2 separate regions of the Mus musculus genome follow, and region 1 is linked to region 2. Evidence: chromatin contacts called from ENCODE Hi-C data. All regions are on one chromosome and are shown on one strand. The core of a region is the stretch at or near the end of the contact, and the rest is flanking DNA. Distances in the headings are between cores, read along the strand shown. Region 1 holds the start of Usp10 (ubiquitin specific peptidase 10). Region 2 overlaps Wfdc1 (WAP four-disulfide core domain 1).

Region 1 (6,213 bases), core at 3,391-5,890, 230 kb before region 2:
ACTTGCCATGTGGACTACCTTTTTGTTCCAATTTATGTTTTTTTTTCCCCTTCAGACAGAATTTTGCCATATAGCCTAGGCTGGCTCAGATTTCCAACCATGCTCAGCCTCCCGTGTGCGGGGATAACAGATGTGCACCACCAAGGTTAGTCCAAGGCTTACTTTTCTTTTTCTTTCTTTCAACTTTATGAATATGCGTGTTTTGTCTGCATTATGTGTGGGTATCATGTGCATTCTGTGCCCCAAAATGCCATGAAAAGGTGCCAGATATCCTGGGCCTGGAGTTACAGACAAGGTTGTGAGCTACCCTTTGGGATCATACCCAAGTCCTCTGCAAGAGCAGCAAGTGTTCCACAGAACCATCTCTTGAGCCCCTGGATTAACAGCTCTTAATCCAGCCTGCCCAGACAGGATGGTCACACAAGGCCTTTTGGGAGATCACTTGCAGACAGAAAAACTGCAGTCCAAGCACATGCAAGTCTTAGAAATGAATAGTGCCCTGCTGAAGTGGCACTAAAAGACAAATGACACTAATCCAACATCCCATGGCCAGCAAATTCCACTGCAGCCGTGTCTGCTCTGCAGCAGTGGCTCCTCATGTGTGCCAGTCAACTGCAATGCACTAGCCTAACCACAAATTCAAAAGCAAGCTCTGCTAACCACTTCCCATAAACATTTACTTTGGTTAATTATCAATGACAAGTGCCTCCCAGCCCCATCTAGTGCATCCTGAAAACCTGATCCATCGCTCAGAAATGCTCACACAACTCTGATCTGCAAAACTACCAAGACTTGATGTACCTCAGCCAAGAGAAGAGGACAGCTTTTCCCCACTTTTGACAATTTAGTCTGCATGAGGCCAAATTATGACATCTTTCTCCTTTTAATTTTCCTGTGTACACCACTATTCAAATCATGCTACCTCCACATAACAGAAATTGGGACACCTGTTCTAGTGGTAGCCCTAGAGAAGACTCCAGAATCATGTCTGTCCACTAACTGTTGGTGCTGAGTTCCCAACAAGGAGAGCTGAGAGAAAGGAGGGCAAGTCCAGAGACACAATAAGCCTTCAGAGGACTCCCAGCTCCGGGACTCAGCAGTTATAGTCTCAGCACTGACCGAAGTGTTTGCTGTTGTTACGCACAAAAAAATATCTTCAAATACCCCATAGCCACTTCAAAACTGTTAGTTCAGTTGCACAAGCTGTGTAAGATTCTGATGTAGTAGCTCAAGAGACTAGGAAGTGTGAGATTGCCTGCAGCCCCTACAGTTAGGTCCACAGGCTACATAATGAAACATTGTTTCAAAAAAGGAAAAGTATCTTTAAGAATTACCCCAATCTAGCTATCAGTAACAAAGGCAGTTCCAAAACAGTGTAACACTCTGCCACAGAGCTAGAAACTGTATCCAGGGAACTCCCAGCATGTAAAATGTGGGGGTCTATGTTAAGGATAACAAAAACCAATAGCACTCTACCCAACCTGGCTACAGAATCTACACTGTGGACCCAAGGCCAGCTTTTCAACTATAAGGAAAGCTGGTAGCTTCAAATTAATCTGCTCAGCTCACAGAGCCAGTTCTGACGCAGGAATGCCAGATTCACTTCCACCTCAGGTGAGAGCTCCTTCTCTAAACTGGTTTAGCTGGTGGACAGGAACGCCCTAAACTCAGAGTCTTTCCAAGTTCACAGTCGCCCTCAATTCACAAAACAGGAGTCAAACAAACCCAAAACATGGAAATGAAAGAGTTAACTTGTAACCTCTGAAAGTCCACTGAAAATTGACCCTTAACTGTAAACCTGTGACAGTTACTTCAACAAAGCCCTAGAGGACATTTAGGCTCCTCCCTAAAACCTGAGAGGCTGAGGCAGGAAAACTCAAGTCTAAAGCACACCTGGGCTACATTGTAACCCTGTCTCCAAAAACAAATCAAAACAAAAACCACCCACTTCGAACATCATGGAGGCTAGCCCTAGGTAACCTGCTAGTATCTGACTGAATGAACTAATTGTTAAAATACTTAGGACTCAAAACAGACTCAAAACAGTGAACTCCTGTTTCTCCTCCTCCTCCCCTTCCCCCTCCCTCCTTCCATCTCCCCCTTTTTCTCCGTGAAGGGGAGAGAACTGCACCGTGCTCTGTACTTAGGGATGACCTTGGATTCCTGATCCTGCCTCCACCTCCCGCATGCAGGGGGTACCGGTGTGCTCCACCTTACACAGCTATTTCACTCGTCTTTTCAAAATAAAACAGGACTAAAACTACCATCACCTCTTCTCCCTTCTACCACTAGCTGACCCAAGGCACTGCTAACATTTGTTTGGTTTCTCCGGTCAGGCTCCATGCAATGCCAGGACAATGGACCCCAAGGAAATCACTCACCACCACTTCCACCAACTGGATATTGTTGCTGGTGCTTGAGAAAGTGAATTCTGCTTAAGCATGCTTTCTTTGCCCCAAAATCATACACACACACACACACAGAGAATTGACATTACAGCTCAGTTCAGAATGAGCAGTACAGACTAATTCCAAAAATAAAACAAGGTAGTCAACTAGAGGTTTTTGGTGTTTTTCGAGACAGGGTTTCTCTGTGTAGCCCTGGCTGTTCTAGAACTCACTCTGTAGACCAGGCTGGCCTCAAATTCAGAGATCTGCTTGCCTCTGCCTCCCTAGTGCTGGGACTACAGGTGTTTTTGAATTGAGCAAGGCTATGAAGGGCTGATGGCTCCAAGGTTTAAGATAGTTGCTCTTGCAGAAAACTGGGGTTCCATTTCTACCAGGACTCAGAGGCTAAGAACCATTCTAATTCCAGTTCCAGGAGATCCAACACCCTCTTCTCGCTTCAATGGGCACCAGGAACATACATATATGCAAGCAAAGCATTCATTCACATAAAATAAAATAAAATAAAAATGCCTAAATAGAACCAGATGTGGTGGTGGTGAATATTCCGAATCGCCAGGGCCTCTGGTGACAGAGGTAGGCAGTTGCCTTAATCGCAAGCCAACCACAGCTGCATAATGAAGACCTGTCTAAAACTTAAAAAAAAAAAAAAACCACTTGTCAAAATATTATTCAACAAATACGAATCGTCTGCCTATTGAAAAAAAAAAAAGCACACCAAATACAAAAGCATTTACAGATGAGGGGAAAGGTCAAACAGGCAAAGTTCAGATTTGATCTATGAAACACCACATACTTAAGAGAACGGAAGTTTCTCCTAGGATCTAACCTTTTATTAAAAACAGTTTCGAGGTTTAAATCCCATATTGCAACAGTTACTAAAACCTTTCAAAAGCACATGGTGGCTCTTGCCTGCAACGCACCAGGCTGAGATAGGGAAAAAAAAAAACTTAAGTTAGAGGCGATCGTGGACCAAGAGAAAGATCAAATAAAAAGACGATCGTTCTTCAAAGGTGGCCTCACCAGACCGACCTCACCTGCCTTGTACATACATCCACCTACCATCCTCAAAAAGGCAATTTTACTTCTTAGTTTCCCGAGAGTCGCAGCCCGGAGAAGCGGCACCACGTGCTGACTTCTCACTCGTCCTAAGTGCATCTTAGGAGAGGGGCTGCAGGAGCAGCTCCGGGCACAGAAAACACAGCAGGCAATCCGGCCTGCCGGGCCCCGACCCAGCCCGGGCTCGGACACCGTGCAAAAGGTGTCAGTCTCGGGCAAACCGGAGTATGCCGCCCCGGCGCTTCCCGGTTTTCTTTGCAATAGAATTCCCGAGGCCAGGGGCCAGGTCCCCGGCGGCGCTGGGCCAGAGCGTCGCCCGGGACTCGGCGGCTGCGGGCCGGGCACGCGGAGGCCTTCCCTGCGGCCTCGGGCGTTCTCGGGGCGGCTCGGACACTCTCGGGGCGGCTCGGGCGCTCTCGGGGAGATTCGGGCGGCCTCCGAAGCCGGGGAAGCGCGGCACTGAGGGGCGCGGCGCGGGCCTAGGCCGGCAGCGTGCCGGCGCCTCCCCCACCGCTCGCCCGCCGCGCACCTCGCGATCGTCGCCCCGAGGCCGTCCCGTGGCCCAGACCTCCCAGCCCAGACACGGCCCGCGCTACCTGTGGGTTGTGGAGGGCCATGGCGGCCCGTCTCAATGAGGTTCGGTGCTGCTCCGGCTTCTCACGCCGCGTCTCCCGTCGCCGCCATCTTCTCGCCGCACAGACACACTCGCAGCGGCCGCCGCGCCTGCGCACTGACTGCGCCGCGGGAGAGCCAGGCGGCGTTCTGCGCCTGCGCGCGACAGGTGGGCGTGCGCCCCGGGCCGGCGACCCTTCTGTCCCCAGCGCGCCGAGGGCGGCTGCTCCAGGCGAGGGCGTGAGGATGGAGCTGGCCAGGCACCCTGGGGCTGCAAGGTGGAGTTCCGGAGTGGTTACTGCGCTGGGTCCGCCTGAGCTCCGCCCTGGGATCTCCGCTGGAGATCTCCAAGGATCCCTTACCCTATGGAGCGCGCTCTTCTGACCGTTCGTTCATTCATTCATTCCTTCACTCTTCATTCTCTTCACTAGCTTGTTTTACCTGGCATTGGGGAAAAAAAGATTTTTTTTTTCTTTGTAAAACATAAAAGTAAACGTTGAAGGAGCTAGTGAGATGACTCAGCGGGTAACGGAGCCCTGCCTCCTGTACCCTTGAGGACCAAATGAGTTCCATTCTCTGGATCCACATGACGCCAGGGGAAAACCAACTACAGACTGTCTTCTGACATACAAAGGGGCACACGCAAAATAAACAATTTTAGAAAGAACTCGTTAATCCAGGAATTGTACTCCTGTGAGCTCAGTATATAGACTGCAGAGGTAGGACGATCATCTATGAATTGCAGACCAGTCTACATAGCAAGTTCCAGGTCACACACAGCTACGTAAGGTAGCTCTGTCTCGGGGTGGGGGGTGGATAGTCATGTTGATGACTTAGCACATTCTGCAAAGGGTAGAGACTCAGTAGGTGTTAGTTATTGCACACACGCAAGTGTATACACACGGGAAAGTTCTTGACTCAGCCATATAGGCAATAATAATAATAAAAACAAACAAAAAACCTTACTAAACCTCCTACTCCCAGCTGTAGACCAGGCCGGCCTTGAGTTCTGAGATCTGCCTATCTCTGCTTCCAGCGTGCAGGGATTAGGGATTAAAGGTGTACACCACTGCCGGGCCAGGAAAGAATTTTATGACAAGCCCCTGTGGGGCAAAGTTGGCAAGTTTATTAAGTAGAGGTGAGAGAGGGTACACGGGTAGGACTGAGTTTAGGATCTAGAGACAAGAAGGAAAAGGATAATGTTCAAGTGTGGGCACAGCTGCTCCAGAGAGTTGCCCTCAGGTGTCTTGGTTTTGTTTTTCTTTGCTGTGCTACACATGTAGCAAAAATTGGCTTCAAACTTTCTTTTCTTTTTTTTTTTTTTTTTTTTTTGGTTTTTCAAGACAGGGTTTCTCTGTGTAGCCCTGGCTGTCCTGGAACTCACTTTGTAGACCAGGCTGGCCTAAAACTAAGAAATGCACCTGCCTCTGCCTCCCAAATGCTGGGATTAAAGGTGGGCACCACCATGCGCACTGGCTTCAAACTTACTTTCTCTCTTTCTCTTCCTTCCTTCCTTCCTTCCTTCCTTCCTTCCTTCCTTCCTTCCTTCCTTCCTTTCTTTCTTTCTTTCTTTCTTTCTTTCTTTCTTTCTTTCTTTCTTTCTTTCTTTCTTTCGTTTTTCAAGACAGGGTTTCCCTGTAAAGCCCCAGCTGTCCTGAAACTCACTTGGCAGACTAGGCTGGTCTCGAACTCAGAAATCTGCCTGCCTCTGCCTCCCAAGGGCTGGGATTAAAGGCGTGCGCCCCATGCACATTGGCTTCAAACTTTCTAGCAGCCAAGGATGAACTGAAACTCCTGTATCTCCCGCCCCTACTTCCCTAGTACAGGGCTACGCTTCATACTCCGAACTCTGGCTCCACAAAGCAAACAAAGCAAAGCAAAGCAAAACTCTACGAGTTGGTTCAATGGTTTCTTTCTCCTGAGAATTTTCTTTTGGCCCTCTTGATTGCACACACCTTTAATCTCAGATGGCTGAAACAGAGGCAGGCAGGTCTCTGATAAAATCCAGACCAGAGACAGGCGTGGTTATGCACGCCTTTAATCCCAGCACTCGGGAGGCAGAGGCAGGCAGATTTCTGAGTTCGAGGCCAGCCTGGTCTACAAAGTGAGGTCCAGGACAGCCAGGGCTACACAGAGA
Region 2 (6,958 bases), core at 2,608-5,107:
AGCTGGAATATCACACCTGGCCACACCCAGCATGTTTTTAAAAATGTAGACTCAGGTCCCTATCCTTGCTCCACAAGGGTTCTCACCCATCTCTCTAGCCCTAGCAATAAATTCTCAAATGACCCCAGTAGCTCATTTCTATGGGGGGGGGGAGAATTGTTTTAATAGTGCTGGGCCTCGATGGTGGCCCCAGTTATGTTCCTGAAGCTCTTCCATATTCCTGAGGTTACTCTGAATATGTGGTTTAAAAAAACTATGTCTCTTGTAACAGTGTCTCTCAGTTACCATGACATGTGTTCTTGTACTCTACTGAGAGCTTTGTCCTAAGGGAAGTTGAGGGGCTTTAAGATGTTTCCAAACTCAGATATAATTATCAGCAATTATTTCTAAGTGACAGCCCTGAGGTCAAGACGGGAAGAATTCATTTCCATCTGGGGGTCTGGAGGTGTTCCTGCGGGCGAGGAGGCACGCAGAGCACACTCGGGCATGCACACACAGGTGCCTGTGCAGCTCATGGTTGGGCAGGATCCTGACCTGATGTGCCAGGGCCAGAGGTGGCTCACACTCACTGCAGAGCTGCTGTGTGTCCGGTGAGACATAAGCACCCCACAGACATCGATTCAAGCCTTAGAATCTGCCCATGCAGTAATCAGTACCCCAAAGCCCATTTTACAGATAGAAAAACTGAGACTAAGAAAGTCTAGTGAGAGAGCGAGGGCACCCAGGAAGGAAGCAGCAGGCTGTGAGTGGTTTCTGATGTTCTGGGCTGCAGACTTGTCTCCATTGCATTTCATTCTTGATTTTGGGCATCCGTGGTGTGGTCTTGTTGAAGAGCCCATTCTCCATGCTTAGCTTCCTTAGGAAATGAGTCCATTTGGATTCAGACTCTCTAGAACTTGTCTGAACTGGTCTGAGAAATCATAGAATCAAATGAGCAAGATCAGGAGACCAGAAAGGCCATCCTGGAGCTGGGGTACAGCTCAGCTGGCAGAGTGTTGCCTCAATGCACAAAGCCCTGTGCTCTATCGCCTTGTATATAAACTCAGCATGGTGGCTTATGGTATTATAGGCCTGTAATCCCAGCAGGTGAGGGCAGAAGAATCAGAAGTCTAAGGCCATCCTTAGCTACAATAAGTAGAGGGTCTGGGCCAGCCTGGGCTACATGAGACCTTGTGAGAAAGAGTCAGGGATGGGGGGTTTCCGATGTATGAAGCATCCCTAGGGATGCCAGGGTTTCTCATGGAAGGCATCCCTCTATCCTGCAGCACTAGATGGCTGCCTGCTTCGGGGGTTATATATCTGCAGGTCCACCCCCCTCTCCATCACCTGGTATCTAGGGACTGGCATTGATAAATGGGAAGACGCTACTCCGTGCAGAGCCATGATGGTCTTGTGTGTGTGTGTTAACCTGGCTGTTCCCTATAGAACCTCAATTAGCAGCTTGACCACTCTGCTCTCAGCCCATTTCACACAGGCTGGACCTTGCCATTCACTGCTTTACCCACGACCTCCAGTGACACCTGTTAATGATAACCCACTGCCATCTAAGCAAGGATTCTCAGATAATTCAAACTGTGAGGTTTGTGTCTCTTGGATGGATCACCAGGTAAAGGTGTCTGCAGTGCGCCCCAGCCTGATGATCTGAGTTCCAGTTCCAGAGCCCATGAGAAGCTGAAGGGAGAGGAGGGACTCCCCAAAGTTGGCCACAGAGCACACGTGGGCCTCGGAGCACCTGCTTGCTCTTCCCTCATCATACTCCATACACAATAATAGATTTTAGAAATTCAAGTCTAAGGGGTTAAAGACTGATCTAGAGATGGATACACAAGATCTGGTGTCGCCCAACACCTGTGCCTGCCTGGCTCCACTCCCAGAACTCTGCATGTTTTCCCCTGACCCTATGACAACAGGAAGTGGTCCCATTTTACAGGGGAAGAAACTGAGGCTCAGAGAGGCAAAGAAATCGACCCCAAAGCCACCCAGGTAGCAGACACAGGCAGAGCTGGAGTTACAGGAGGGAGCAGAGCACAGAGGGACAGGAAGTGAGGCTCAAGGACTCTGAGCCAGTCTTGGGTGACAAGGTGTTCTCTGGCAATGGGGTTGGGGCCGGTCCAGGGCAGTTTGGACCAGCAGCGCTCACCTGCTTGCCGGCGTTGCTTAACACACTGTCCATGGTTGGGTATGCCCTGGGCTTCGTCCCCTGGCTGCAGGATATGGCACTCATAGCCTGAGGGACAGAGGAGTGGCTCTGCCCCATCCTCAGTGGTGCTGCAAGTCTCTGCTGTGGAGGGACACAGGCCAGGTCTCAGACAGTACACCCCATCCAGAAAGGCCAGTTTCCACCCCCATCCAGATGCTAGACGGTGCTGTGCCTCTCACACAGCGCACACATGCACACTCTGACATCAAGCCACGTTTATACACACATGTGCACCCAGAGAGGCCACCTCCCATCAGCACGCCTGCACGCGCACACAGTCGCAGCACCCTAAATGCACCATCGTACAGAGAACAACATGTGAATGCGTGTACACTGGCATACCTGAAACACGCACACACAGCTACAGACACATGTGTACGCACTACAACCACCCACAATCAACACCTATATATACACATGCTTTCACACACACGTGCTTATCCACAGACACACATATGTTCATCCACAGCCACAAGAACGGGTGTGTGCATAGTAGCATACCCTGACCAACATGGTCCGCATGAGGGCGTGCAAAGCCACATGCCCAGATGCACAGACACAAGTACACTGTCCCCAGGAAACCTCAGGCCCGTATGTGGTTCCTTTAAGAAACATCCTTCACTTTCTATCCACATAAGGAACCTTTCTCCAGAGGTGGCCACAAGGCCCTTTAAGACTTTAGGGGTCCCAGACCCTCTTCCTTCTCATTCTCTACCCAGGAAGGAGGCCCACTGTCAGGGAAAGCCTCACTCTTTCTCTGCACAAGCTATAGGAACCAGACTGGGCTCCCAGCCAGCATCCTTGTGGCCCATGGACAGTCTAGTGAGAAAGGCTGGTTCTGATCTGGGGACCTGGCATGCCCAGGGGCAGGTACCTTGTAACACTTCCTCAGGACCGTCCAGCAGCCAGCCGTTGCCACCCAGCCATCGTGGTTTGGGCTGCACCAGCCAGTCTAGAACTGACAGAGAACTAGGTGAGAGGGAGGGAGGTCTTCCTGGGGTGGGGTCATGTGACCAGCCCTGGGTGGGGAGAGGTGTGTCATCCCATAGAAGAGGTGAAGATGGCTCCCCACACACTGCCCTATAGGACACACCACAGGCCTGCAGCGTCCGGGACACCCTTATCCTCCTGTCTCCCAACCCCATAGGCCAAGTGCTAAGGCAGAGTATAAGCAGGCTACCAACTGAGCTGTGTCCCACCCTGGATATACAGGTACACATGTATATTGAATTTTATTTTCAGTGTGTGTGTGTGTGTGTGTGTGTGTGTGTGTGTGTGTGTGCATGTGGAAGGTCAGGTGATATCTTAGATGCGTGTTTTCTCTCCTTTGACCGTAGGGAGTTGGTACCCTTAGCCTCTTATCCCTTACTCTTCTATGGGCTGAGCCATCCTATAGGTTGGACTGCCCTTCAAAGGGTGGGATTGTATGGAGGTGACATGGTGTTCCTAAATGGGTACAGTCCATGCTGGGGACTCCGTGCATACAGGTGAGGCAGCTGCACCTAGCAGGAGCTGCCGGGATATCTGAAGCCTGCAGGTGAACACCCAGCCTAGGTAGCGGGTAGCTCAGCACAAATACAGCTCAGCTCTTTCTCTTCCCTAGGTCAGCGTTGGGCCCACCCGACCTCCAACCCCCTGACCCTGGCTCAGCTTACCTGGCGGAGGTGGCACCGCCTCCAGGCAGGCATAGGCACAGCCATTGTAGCAGCAGCGCCTGTGTCGTGGGCACTCAGAGTCAGCCTGGCAGCGTGTGGCCTGACAGGCACCCGGGGGCAGTGTCCTTGGCGGTGGTGGGCAGCGGTCTGCATGGGGCTGCCGGGAGCCTGTCGCTGCAACCTCTTCAGCCTGTGGAACATAGTGAAAGGGCGTTGACCTAGGCTTTCAGCCTGAGCCTCCTCCCTGGGAAAACAGTTATCTAGGCAAAGAGTGGGGAAGGTCTGGGTTTGACTTGCTCTTTCTCTGCGAGTCCTCAAAGAGATGGCTTCAAGAGGGAGGGAGAGAGGAAGGGAGGGAGGGAGGGAGGGAGGGAGGGAGGGAGGGAGGGAGGGAGGAGCGAGCTATAGAAGGAAGGCAGTTTTGGAGTGTGTGCCTGGACAGCAGTCTGCATGCAAAGTATGACCCGCTATGAGACAGCTCTCATCTGTCTTCATATATCTGCATATACATGTATATACATGTAAACAAACATGCAGATACATGTACGTGTACATTTCTATAGGAACATAGTTTTGTTTATGGTACATCCATGTATCGGGATCTCTGAGAATTCATACATCATACACAAGAGAACGTGTTTACACCATCTTGGATACATCTCACAAGTAGAACACTTGATGGCCAGAAGGTGGCGCTGTTCAGGGAGGGTGGCGGAAACTTTAGGGGGGAGGGTGTTGTTGGAGGGAGTACGTCATGGGCCCACCTATGCCTGTGAAGGAGATACTCGGTCCCTTCCTGTCCCCAGCGTCCTCACTGACATGACGTAAGCAACCTTGTCCGACTTCACATTCCCACTGCCAGGATGTTCTGCCTTGCCAAGGCCCATGGCCACGGAGCCAGCCAACTATGGACTGAACCCTCGGACACTGTCATGTTTCCTTCAAGTGATGTGGCAAACACCAGACTGACAGAGCTGGTGTACTGGGCACGTATATATCTGACTTGACATAAAATATAGTAACCTGAAGAGAGGAAACCTTGGTTAAGGGAATGCCTCCACCAGATCGGGCTGTGCTGTGGGCCAGCTCCGTAGAGTGTTTTCTTAACTAGTGATTGATGGAAGAGGGCCCCGCCCAATGTGGGCGGTGCCATCCCTGCACTGGAGGTCCTGGATTCTAAGAGTAAAGCAATCCTGTAAGCAGCACCCCTCCGTGGCCTCTGCAGCAGCTCCTGCCTCCAGGTTCCTGCCCTCGCTGTTTTGGATGATGAACCGTTCCTTGTATGGAACTGTGTGCAAAATAAACCCTTTCCTCTCCAAGTGGCTTTGGTCACGGTATTTCATCGCAGCAGTAGTGACCTTAACTAAGACAGCTGGTGGGGGACTGCAGAGATGGCTCAGCGTTTAAGAGAACCTGCTGCTCTTCCAGAGGTGCTGAGTTCAATTCCCAGCAGCTACACGGTGGCTCACAACCATCTGGAATGGGATTTGATGCCCTCTTCTGGTGTGTCTGAAGACAGCGACAGTGTACTCACATATATAAAATTAATTAATTAATTTTAAAAAAGAAGAAAATTAAAAAAAAAAAAAGATGGATTCGAGGGTAAAGGTGCTGGCTGCCTAGCCTATGATTAGTTTGACCCACACGGTAGACAGAGATCCTGACACAGTTCCTCTCATCTCCACATGTGTGTGTGTGTTATTACGCCCAAAAGTAAATGTTTTTTAAAAATCTGACTATCTACCTGCAAGGAGTGACACGGAGCTGGAGAGATGGCCCAGGGGTTAAGAGCACAGTTCCCAGCATCCTCCTGGCAGCTCACAGCCATCTGTAACTCTAGTTCCAAAGGATATGAGTCCATCTTTTCACCTCTGTGAGTGCCAGCATGTGCAGATATACAAGCAAGATACCCATGCACGTGCATGCACGCACAAACACACACACATATATGTATATGTGTGTGTGTATATACATATATATATATATATTGCACGCCTTTAATCCCAGCACTCAGGAGGCTTGCTGGCAGATCTGTGAGTTCAAGGCCAGCCTGGTTTACAGAGTGAGTTCTGGGACAGCCAAAGCTACACAGAGAAATCCTGTCTCATAACACAAACACACACACACACACACACACACACAGTGACTTAGGCAGTCAGGTCTTGACTATGTATATACATATTAATCAGAACATACGTGTTTAGTGTATGTGTGTATGTGCATCATGTTTGGGGAGGGATGAAGATGGGAAGGCCATGTGTCAAGATAGCAACACTGCTCCACACTTGGAAATAGATTTATGATCTTTCCCAGTTCATTTTTATATACAGGGTTTCATGCATCCCGCCGGCCTTGAACTTGCTGTGGCGTTAGGAATAATCTTGAGCTCATGGTCCTCTCTCACCTCCCAGGTGCTTCCTTCCTAGCTGAAATCACAACTGGACTTCCCTGAGGCTTGTGATGGCCAAGCAAGCTGTTCAAAACGGCTCTGGCTGAGACAGTGCTTGCTGGAGCCAGAACTGTGCTCCGGCAGCAAGCAGCTGTGGACGCTGTGCACCTTCATCATGGGATCTGTGGAATGTTCAAAGCAGCTGAGCTGCATGAGAGAGGTTTAGCCCTGGGGAGGGTCTAACAAGACCTGGGGGTGGTACAAAGACCCTGGTGCCAAACATCTTAGCTTATTTAAAGAAAAAGGGGGGGTTGTTAGCATCAGACGTCCATAGTCAACATTAACGGTGCTTTAGCTGTTTGGGCGAGCTCTGCTTCACTCTGGCCCATCCACAGTCTACTGAGCTGTCTCCTCCAGAATGCTTGAGTAGGAGCCAGCTCTGCCCTGTAGCCATGCACTACTGCTGATGTCCTGCAGAGGGCGTCTGGTCACAGGGAATAAGTCCCGCTCAGGCTTTTTCAGAGTTGTTATCAGAGCAGTCAGTAGCTTTCTGTTTCCTGTCCAAGAGCTGGGGTGCAGGTGTAGTTGGAAGGCTCTCGCCTCCAGCCCGCTTCACCCAGAGAACCTGTCTCTTCTTGCTTGCACAGATTGCTCGTTCAATTTGTGAAAAGTAGGGGGCTCCGTTAGGAAAGAGCTTGCCTTGAACCTGAGTTC

What was found. A loop is a pair of places that touch in the nucleus more often than their neighbours do.
Region 1: a map of Patski shows a loop between it and region 2 (2.2-fold over the local background). The contact joins the promoter of Usp10 here to the enhancer-like site in region 2. A Hi-C loop is called at or near these places in 11 of 37 maps with a recorded cell type or tissue (Patski, gastrocnemius, heart and 2 more).

Annotation. Positions count from the first base shown.
Region 1 is chr8:119,908,787-119,914,999 of GRCm38, reverse strand. Usp10 (ubiquitin specific peptidase 10) reads right to left here and starts at 4,640. Exons shown (of 14, transcript NM_009462.2): 1 at 4,061-4,640. The coding sequence starts at 4,081.
Region 2 is chr8:119,676,355-119,683,312 of GRCm38, reverse strand. Wfdc1 (WAP four-disulfide core domain 1) reads right to left here. Exons shown (of 7, transcript NM_023395.2): 2 at 3,856-4,045; 3 at 3,075-3,158; 4 at 2,141-2,281. Among named protein-coding and RNA genes, the nearest start is that of Gm32352, 8.9 kb to the right of the region's middle. Within about 2 kb of position 3,857, at least 1 of the 3 ENCODE cell types and tissues checked has a DNase peak (open chromatin) inside an H3K27ac peak, as active enhancers do; it is heart, where a contact is called at or near this core.